Regions from separate parts of the Homo sapiens genome. Here all the other regions are linked to region 2. Evidence: read pairs that join two places in POLR2A ChIA-PET (ENCODE). Cell type or tissue: HepG2. All regions are shown on one strand.

Region 1 (2,500 bases), 280 kb before region 2:
CTAGGCTGCAGGGCCGGACACAGCCCATCCTGCCTGGCCAAGCCAACCTTCTTAATGGGGTCTGAATGGCGGGTGGGGGTCGGGAAGGGGCCAGGGCCGGGCTGAGGGCAGGACGGAGGGGGTGGGAGTTGTCACTGCGTCTTCAGGTGGGGTTTCTCTGGAGTGAGGGTGTGGAAACAGTAATCCCACAATTTAGTGCTGATACCAAATCCTAGAGAGGGAGACAAACGGGGAGAAGATGAGGCATTGAAGGAGCAGGCGTGCGCTGGCTTGGGAAGGGTGCCAGGGTAGGGATAAGAGGTGGAGACAATGTCAATATCTGTCCCCTTGGCCTTCCCAACTCCCGAGGCCATTCTGGCAGAAGTCAAGGGTGGGGAACCTGTGTCTTTTATTGTCCCCAGCATGAAGCTGGAATAAACCCTAATTCCTTATCTGGCCTTCGTTTCTAGGCTACGTGGCCCCCTCCCACCCCCCACCTCCATCTCCTTCCCCTTCCTTGGGGCCCAAGTTCATTCCTGCCTCAGGGCTTTGCACCAGTCGCTCTTGGGACGCCAGATGCTGATTTCTCTTCATTAGGGTCTTAGCTCTAATGGCACCTCTGCAATGACACCTGGACCATTTAATCTCTTTGCTGTCCAACTAGCCCTTAGCCACACATGGCTACTGAGCACTAGAAATGTGGCTAGAGCTCCAGAGAAACTGAATTTCTAACTTCATTTAATTCTGATGAATTAACATGTCAATGTAAAAACTGATGCTTGATTGAGTTACTGGAATTTTTTTTTTTTTTTTTTTGAGATGGAGTTTCGTTCTTGTTGCTCAGGCTGGAGTGCACTGGTGTGATCTTGGCTCACTGCAAGCTCCGCCTCCTGGGTCCAAGAGATTCTCCTTCCTCAGCCTCCTGAGTAGCTGGGATTACAGGCGCGCACCACCATATCCAGCTAATTTTTTGTGTTTTTAGTAGAGAGGGGGTTTCAACATGTTGGCCAGGCTGGTCTTGAACTCCTGACCTCAGGTGATCTGCCCGTCTCGGCCTCCTCAAGTGTGTTACCGGAAAATGTTTAAGCATGTTTGGAGCAACTTACCTATGTGAACTACTGTTTGCAAATTTTATAAAATCTAGATATGGATCTAGTATTTCTAATGAAACTTTAGTATCTGAATTGAGATGTGCTGTAAGTACAAAATACACCTTAGATTTCAAAGACTTAGTATAAGAGTTGCTAATTATTTTTTTTTAAAGAGACTTTACAAAAAGGGTCTCACTCTGTCACCCAGGCTGGGGTGCAGTGGCATGATCATAGCTCATTGCTGCCTCAAACTCCTGGGCTCAAATGATCCTCTTGCCTCAGCCTTCTAGGTAGCTGAGATTACAGGTGCATATCACCACACATGGATAATTAAAACTTTTTTATGTAGAGACAAGGTCTTGCTATGTTTCCCAGACTGGTCTGGAACTCCTGGCTTCAAGCAATCCCCTGCCTCCGCCTCCTATAGTGCTGGGATTATAGGCCTGAGCCACTGCGCTCAGCCATTAATGATTTTTTAATGTTGATTACATGTTGAAATAATAATTTGCTTATGTTAAGTAAATGTTATTAAAATTCTTTTCATCTGTTTATTTTCATGTCTTAGTGTGGCCACTAGAAAATTTAAAATCACATATGTGGCCCACATAATATGTCAGTGGAAATCGCTGGACCCTCCCCCACCTATGTGATATTCCATCACCTTGCTTTACTTTCTTCTTCTTCTTCTTTTTTTTTTTTTTTTTATAGACAGAGCCTTGCTCTGTTGCCCAGGCTGGAGTGCAGTGGTGCAATCTTAGCTCACTGTAGCTTCTGCCTCCTGGATTCAAGCTATTCTCATGCCTCAGCCTCCCAAGTAGCTGAGATTATAGGTGGGCACAACCACACCCCGCTAATTTTTGTATTTCTAGTGGAGACAGGTTTCACCATGTTGGCCAGGCTGGTCCCAAACTCCTGACCTCAAGTGATCTACCTGCCTCGGCTTCCCAATCCCCTCGGCTGGGATTACAGGTGTGAGCCACCACACCCAGCCCCTTTATTTTCTTTATGGCATTTATCACAGTTTGAAATCTTTGCCATTTATTGATGTCCTTGCCTGTCTCTGCACAGCTGTCTGCACCAGGGAAGAGAGTAGAGGGAACCCTCTGTATATGCCCCGTACATGGAACAGTGCCTTGCCGTTCCCAGGAGCTCGATGGTAGTTGGCAAATAAATCAATGAACACACATAGGGGGCTGGGAAGCACAGGCCCATCCTCACCTGACTTCTGATGTGCAAAGTGGTGCTTGACGTGGTGGGCCTTCAGGCTGTACAGGTAGGAGCCCTTGTGCGGCGAGCCAAAGTGCAGGTAGTAATGGGTCATGTCATAGAGGACGTAGCCCAGGAGGCCCCCCGCAAACACAGTGCCCCCTACTGCCTCGGGCAGGATGAGCTGCATGCACAAGTAGAAGACGCCGATCACCAGGGAGGCT
Region 2 (2,500 bases):
CAGCCTTCAGAGAGAATAGGCAGTAAATTTCTCAGGGCCTTAAAAGGTGTCAATATCAGTTTATCTCTTTAAAAAAAAAAAATTAAGGCCAGGCAAGGTGGCTCACGCCTGTAATCTCAGCACTTTGGGAGGCCAAGGCAGGTGGATCATTTGAGGTCAGGAGTTCCAGACCACATGGTGAAGCCACATCTCTAATAAAAATACAAAAAAAATTTAGCCGGGCGTGGTGGCACATGCCTGCAGTCCCAGCTACTCCAGAGGCTGAGGCAGGAGAATTGCTTGAACCCGGGAGGCAGAGCAGTGAGCCAAGATGGCGCTGCTGCATTCCAGCTTGGGTGACAGAGCAAGACCTTGTCTCAAAAAAAAAATTAGGATGGGGTTTCACTATGTTGCCTAGGCTGATCTCTAACTCTTGGGCTCAAGCGATCCTCCCGCCCCGCTGGCCTCCCAAAGTACTGGGATTGCAGGTGTGAGCCACCACGCTCGGCCTCTTAATCTCTCTTAAATGCAGGAAAGTCTCAGCTGCGTTCTCTACGATGCAAAATTTCCCCCACAACAGAGTGCTTTGAAGAGCCATTTCAAACTACGCCAAAGAAATATATTTTGGGGTAAAATACTTTTATTTCCTTCAGGGTCTGCTGTCTGTTATATGATGCTATACCAGAGTCAGGTTGGAATTCGGTATCTTATTGCCACAAAGCGTCTGTTCTGTCAGTCTTATGATCTCTATTTCAACCTTAACGCTGATCAGTTGTGCCTAAACTCGAAAAGGTGGGGGGTATAATGACCTTCTTTCCCACGATGGCCAGAAATTCAGTTTTTCAGGTTTCTCTGGAGTCCCCTTGGCCTGGGGGAGGGTGGTCCATTCTGTAACTTGGGGGACTTAGGATTTTGCATCTGAATCAGAGGCTGGGGACCACTGAGGGTCCTTTGTCAAGTAGATCCCACTTTGCCACAGAGGATTTATCATGAAACTGTGTTTTTTCAGGACACTTGCTAGCCAAGCGGCAGGAAAGCAGGGTACACAGCAAACCCAGAAATCCAGGGCCTGGGCTGGGCTCTTATCAGCAACTAGCCATGCAATTTGAACATGATCCTTTATCTTTCTAGTCTTCTGTTTGCTCTTCTGCAGAATTTGGAGCTAGCTGACTACTCAGTTCATTTACATCTGGGAACCTTGGACCCTGGCCCTGAGTCCCAGTAATAATTTCCCTCTCTTCATCAATCAACAAATATTTATGAACATGGTCCTGTGCTCAGCCTCCCGGCCATGTGTATTTGGTTACTCATTATCCTGATTTCTCTAAGCTGTCTCCTTTCAAGCAAAACAATAAAATTTAAAGAGCTCCGAGAGGGCCTGGGAGGAAGTTTCTCACTAAAAGGCATTTGTCCACCCCCAGTGGGGTGATAGGGGTGCTGGGGATGCCCTCCAAAGCCATGGGAAACCCTCGCCTTCCTCTGGCTCACAGAAACAGGGAGGTGGACGGGAGTTCCCCACTGCTTCTCAGGAGTAGGCCCTCACAAGCCCTTTCCCCTATTTTCTGAATAGTGAAAGTCCCAGGCTTTCTATAATAGAATAGATATGCACTCGCATTTCCAAAGGGCTTTGGCAGCAAAAATTTTATCAGCTCTTCCTCCTGACTGTTGTGGTAAGTGGATCAGTGGTTTATTGTTAGTACAAAACAAGATAACAGGACATTTTCTTTTCTTTTTTTTTTTTGAGACAGAGTCGCCCTTTGTTGCCCAGGCTGGGGTGCAGTAGCGCGATCTCCGCTCACGGCAACCTCTGCCTCCCGGGTTCAAGCGATTCTCCCGCCTCAGCCTCCCGAGTAGCTGGGATTACAGGCAACTGACACCATGCCTGGCTAATTTTTGTATTTTTACTAGAGACAGGGTTTCACCATGTTGGTCAGGCATGAGCCGCTGTGCCCAGCCATAACAGGACATTTTCTGAGATAGGCTACCATTCGGGGTCCCACAGGGCACCTAAGCTGAGTGCAATCACATTGCACAGAGCAGGGGCTTCACCTTTGCAGTACAAGATCTCAGCTGTTCAGTGGTGCCAGCTATGAGAGAGGTGACTTATAATAATCAGCACACTAGAATGTAAATCTTAAGGCCAAATAATTAATTCACAAAAAGAAATACAGCTGTTAAGTAGATCTAGTCTTTTTCACCCCTTTGGAAAGTATACAGAGAAAACAAAATTGTCATTGGAAGAATTCCTCTGCTGGGTGCAGTGGCTCACACCTGTAATCCCAACACTTTGAGAGGCTGAGACGGGAGGATTGCTTGAGCCCAGGAGTTCAAGACCAGTCTGGGCAACATGGTGAAACCCTGTCTCTAAAAAAATACAAAACTTAGCCAGGCACGGTGGCACGCACGTGTGGTCCCAGCTACTCAGGAGGGTGAGGTGGTAGTATCCCTTTAGCCTGGGAGGCAGAGGTTGCAGTAAGCCCAGATTGCACCACTGCACTTCGAGCTGGGTGACAGAGTTAAG
Region 3 (2,500 bases), 140 kb after region 2:
TCAAGCTATTCTCCTGCCTCAGCCTCCCAAGTAGCTGGGATTACAGGAGTGCACCACCACGCCTGGCTAATTTTGTATTTTTAGTAGAGACGGGGTTTCTCCATGTTGGTCAGGCTGGTCTCAAACTCCCGACCTCAGGTGATCCGCCTGCCTCAGCCTCCCAAAGTGCTGGGATTACAGATGTGAGCCACCGCGCCGGGCCAGCCACTTTCGTATCTGTCTACTGATGTATGGACTTCGGAGTAATGTGGCCTATATCAATTTTTCAGGATTGTTCTTTTGTTTGTTGTTGTTCTCCTTTCCTCCCCCTATTTTCTCTTCAGAGGACGTGAGACTTCACAACCTTCTAAAAATGAGCTTTCCTAGCAACTAGGGACTTACCTGTCTAGGAATAAACCATCCTAGCCATGAGAGATCAGATGAAACCTGAGATCAGAGACTGATTTTCTTCTAAAATGCTTTCTCTAAAAGATTTTTAAAAAGAAAAAGGGGGAATGTGAAGGAAAATATCTTGAGTCTTCAAAATCACTAAGCTAAAGGGAAAAGTCAAGCTGGGAACTGCTTAGGGCAAACCTGCCTCCCATTCTATTCAAAGTCACCCCTCTGCTCACTGAGATAAATGCGTATCCTTTTGCCTGTCTTGGAGAGGCTAATAAGAACCTCAAAAGAATGCAACCATTGGTCTCTTATCTACCTATGACCTGGAAAACCTTCCCCACTTCTAGTTGTCCCGCCTCTCCAGACAGAACCAATGTTCATCTGACATATGTTGATTGATGTCTCATGTTTCCCTAAAATGTAAAAAAACAAACTGTGCTGTGATCACCTTGGGCACATGTCACCAAGACCTCCTGAGGCTGTGTCATGGGCATGTGTCCTCAACCTTGGCAAAATAAACTTTCTAAATTAACTGAGATCTGCCTCAGATTTTTGGGGTTCACAGAGGCATAAGGCAGAAGGAGAGACCAAGGCAAGTTTTAGAGCAGGAGTGAAATTTTATTTAAAAAGCTTTAGAGTGGGAACAAAAGGAAGGAAAGTACACTTGGAAGAGGGCCAAGAGGGCAACTTGAAAGACAAGTGTGTGGTTTGACCTTTTGACTTGTGGTTTTTTTGTTTTTTGTTTTTTTTCAGACAGAGTCCACTCTGTCGCCCAAGCTGGAGTGCAGTGGCGCAAGCTCGGCTCACTGCAACCTCCACCTCCTGGGTTCAAGTAATTCTCCTGCCTCAGCCTCTCCAGTAGCTAGCTGGGATTACAGGTATGCACTACCACACCTGGCTAAGTTTTGTATTTTTAGTAGAGATGGGGTTTCACCATGTTGGCCCGACTGGTCTCAAACTCCTGACTTCCAGTGATCCGCCTGCCTCAGCCTCCCAAAATGCTGGGATTACAGACATGAGCCACCATGTCCAGCCTGACTTGGAGTTTTATATGGTGGCACGCTTCTGGGGGTCTTGCAGCCCTTCTCCCCTGATTCTTTTTTTGAGGTGGGTTGTCCACATGGTCAGTGGCCTGCTAGCGCTTGGGAGGGAAACGTGCAATTTGTTGACTGGCCTTGTACGCATGCTGACTTGAGGCTTTCTTCCCTTACCAGCTGAATGTTCCTAGAAGGTCATATATCTCTTAAACTCCATCATTTTGCTTCTTAGTACGCATGCTCAAGCTCAGTCACCCAACTCCTGAGATCTTATTGGGAAGCTGATCATCCGTTTCAGGTTTTTGTATCTATTGGGAAACTGCCTTTCCCTGGAGCAGGCTGCCACCAACTGTTATTTTAGAGAAACAGTGTAACTGCCTGACCATCACCTGAGGGTGGCCTGACTTTCCTGTTGGGTGGAGGGGGAGCCTTCTCTTGCCCTGTTCATGCCTGCCTAGCTACCTACCGTAATACTCACATGAGTAAATCCCTTCAAGTATTTTACAGTTTGATTCTTTTTTTTTTTTTGGTTGACAAAACTGAGGGATAAAGACCATTCCACGGCCTAAAACGCTTCAGTGGCTTCCTGTGGCCCCTCAAACAAATGCAAAGCCCTTGCAGTGGCCTTAAAAATCCTGCTGTGCCCTGCTGACCTCCCCACAGATCTGGCACCTTTTAGGGCCTGATATCCATTTATCATCTTTCCTATATCCCGCTTCCTCCCAACCTCCTCATTGACCTCCTAAGATCCAGCTTTCCTTTCTGTCCCTGTGGGCCTCAAGCTCTAGCCAGGCTTGCTCTTGACACACGCTGTGCCCTCGGTCTGGCATATTCTCCAGGCTTTCCACCTGGCCAGTTCTTCCTCACCCTGCAAGTCTAGGTATCAGTGTCCCACTTAGAGTGGGCCACCCTCAGGAGCATGAGGAGGGAAGCTCAGGGAGGGCTTTCAGGATGGGATGGGGTTGGGCAGTGGGGCAAGCCAGGGAGGCTTCCCGGAAGAGGAAATTTGAGGATGAGCAGCAGTTTTCCAGGTAGGTGAAAGAAAAGACTTCACAACTCTTTCATATTCACCCTCCCCGGGGCAG

Evidence for each region. ChIA-PET counts read pairs that join two places held together with the same protein. Peaks named below come from ENCODE experiments on the same cell type or tissue, not always from the same donor. Only the 100,000 strongest peaks of a DNase experiment are listed, where the experiment ranks them.
Region 1: POLR2A ChIA-PET joins it to region 2 with 6 read pairs; 3 of 35 experiments call an interaction of 5 or more read pairs at or near these places.
Region 3: POLR2A ChIA-PET joins it to region 2 with 6 read pairs; 13 of 35 experiments call an interaction of 5 or more read pairs at or near these places.

Annotation. Positions count from the first base shown.
Region 1 is chr16:74,714,059-74,716,558 of GRCh38, forward strand. FA2H (fatty acid 2-hydroxylase) reads right to left here. Exons shown (of 7, transcript NM_024306.5): 6 at 2,289-2,500; 7 at 1-211. The coding sequence ends at 132. Among named protein-coding and RNA genes, the nearest start is that of MLKL, 14 kb to the left of the region's middle. In HepG2, a CTCF peak has its summit at 2,437 (motif pointing left); no DNase peak of the experiment used is centred here; H3K27me3 peaks cover 1,304 bases.
Region 2 is chr16:74,990,590-74,993,089 of GRCh38, forward strand. No RefSeq gene overlaps it. Among named protein-coding and RNA genes, the nearest start is that of WDR59, 6.7 kb to the left of the region's middle. In HepG2, no CTCF peak of the experiment used is centred here; a DNase peak (open chromatin) is centred at 1,172; H3K4me3 peaks cover 1,637 bases.
Region 3 is chr16:75,128,888-75,131,387 of GRCh38, forward strand. It overlaps a transcript of ZFP1 not described here. Among named protein-coding and RNA genes, the nearest start is that of LDHD, 13 kb to the left of the region's middle. In HepG2, a CTCF peak has its summit at 1,773; DNase peaks (open chromatin) are centred at 784, 1,074 and 1,754.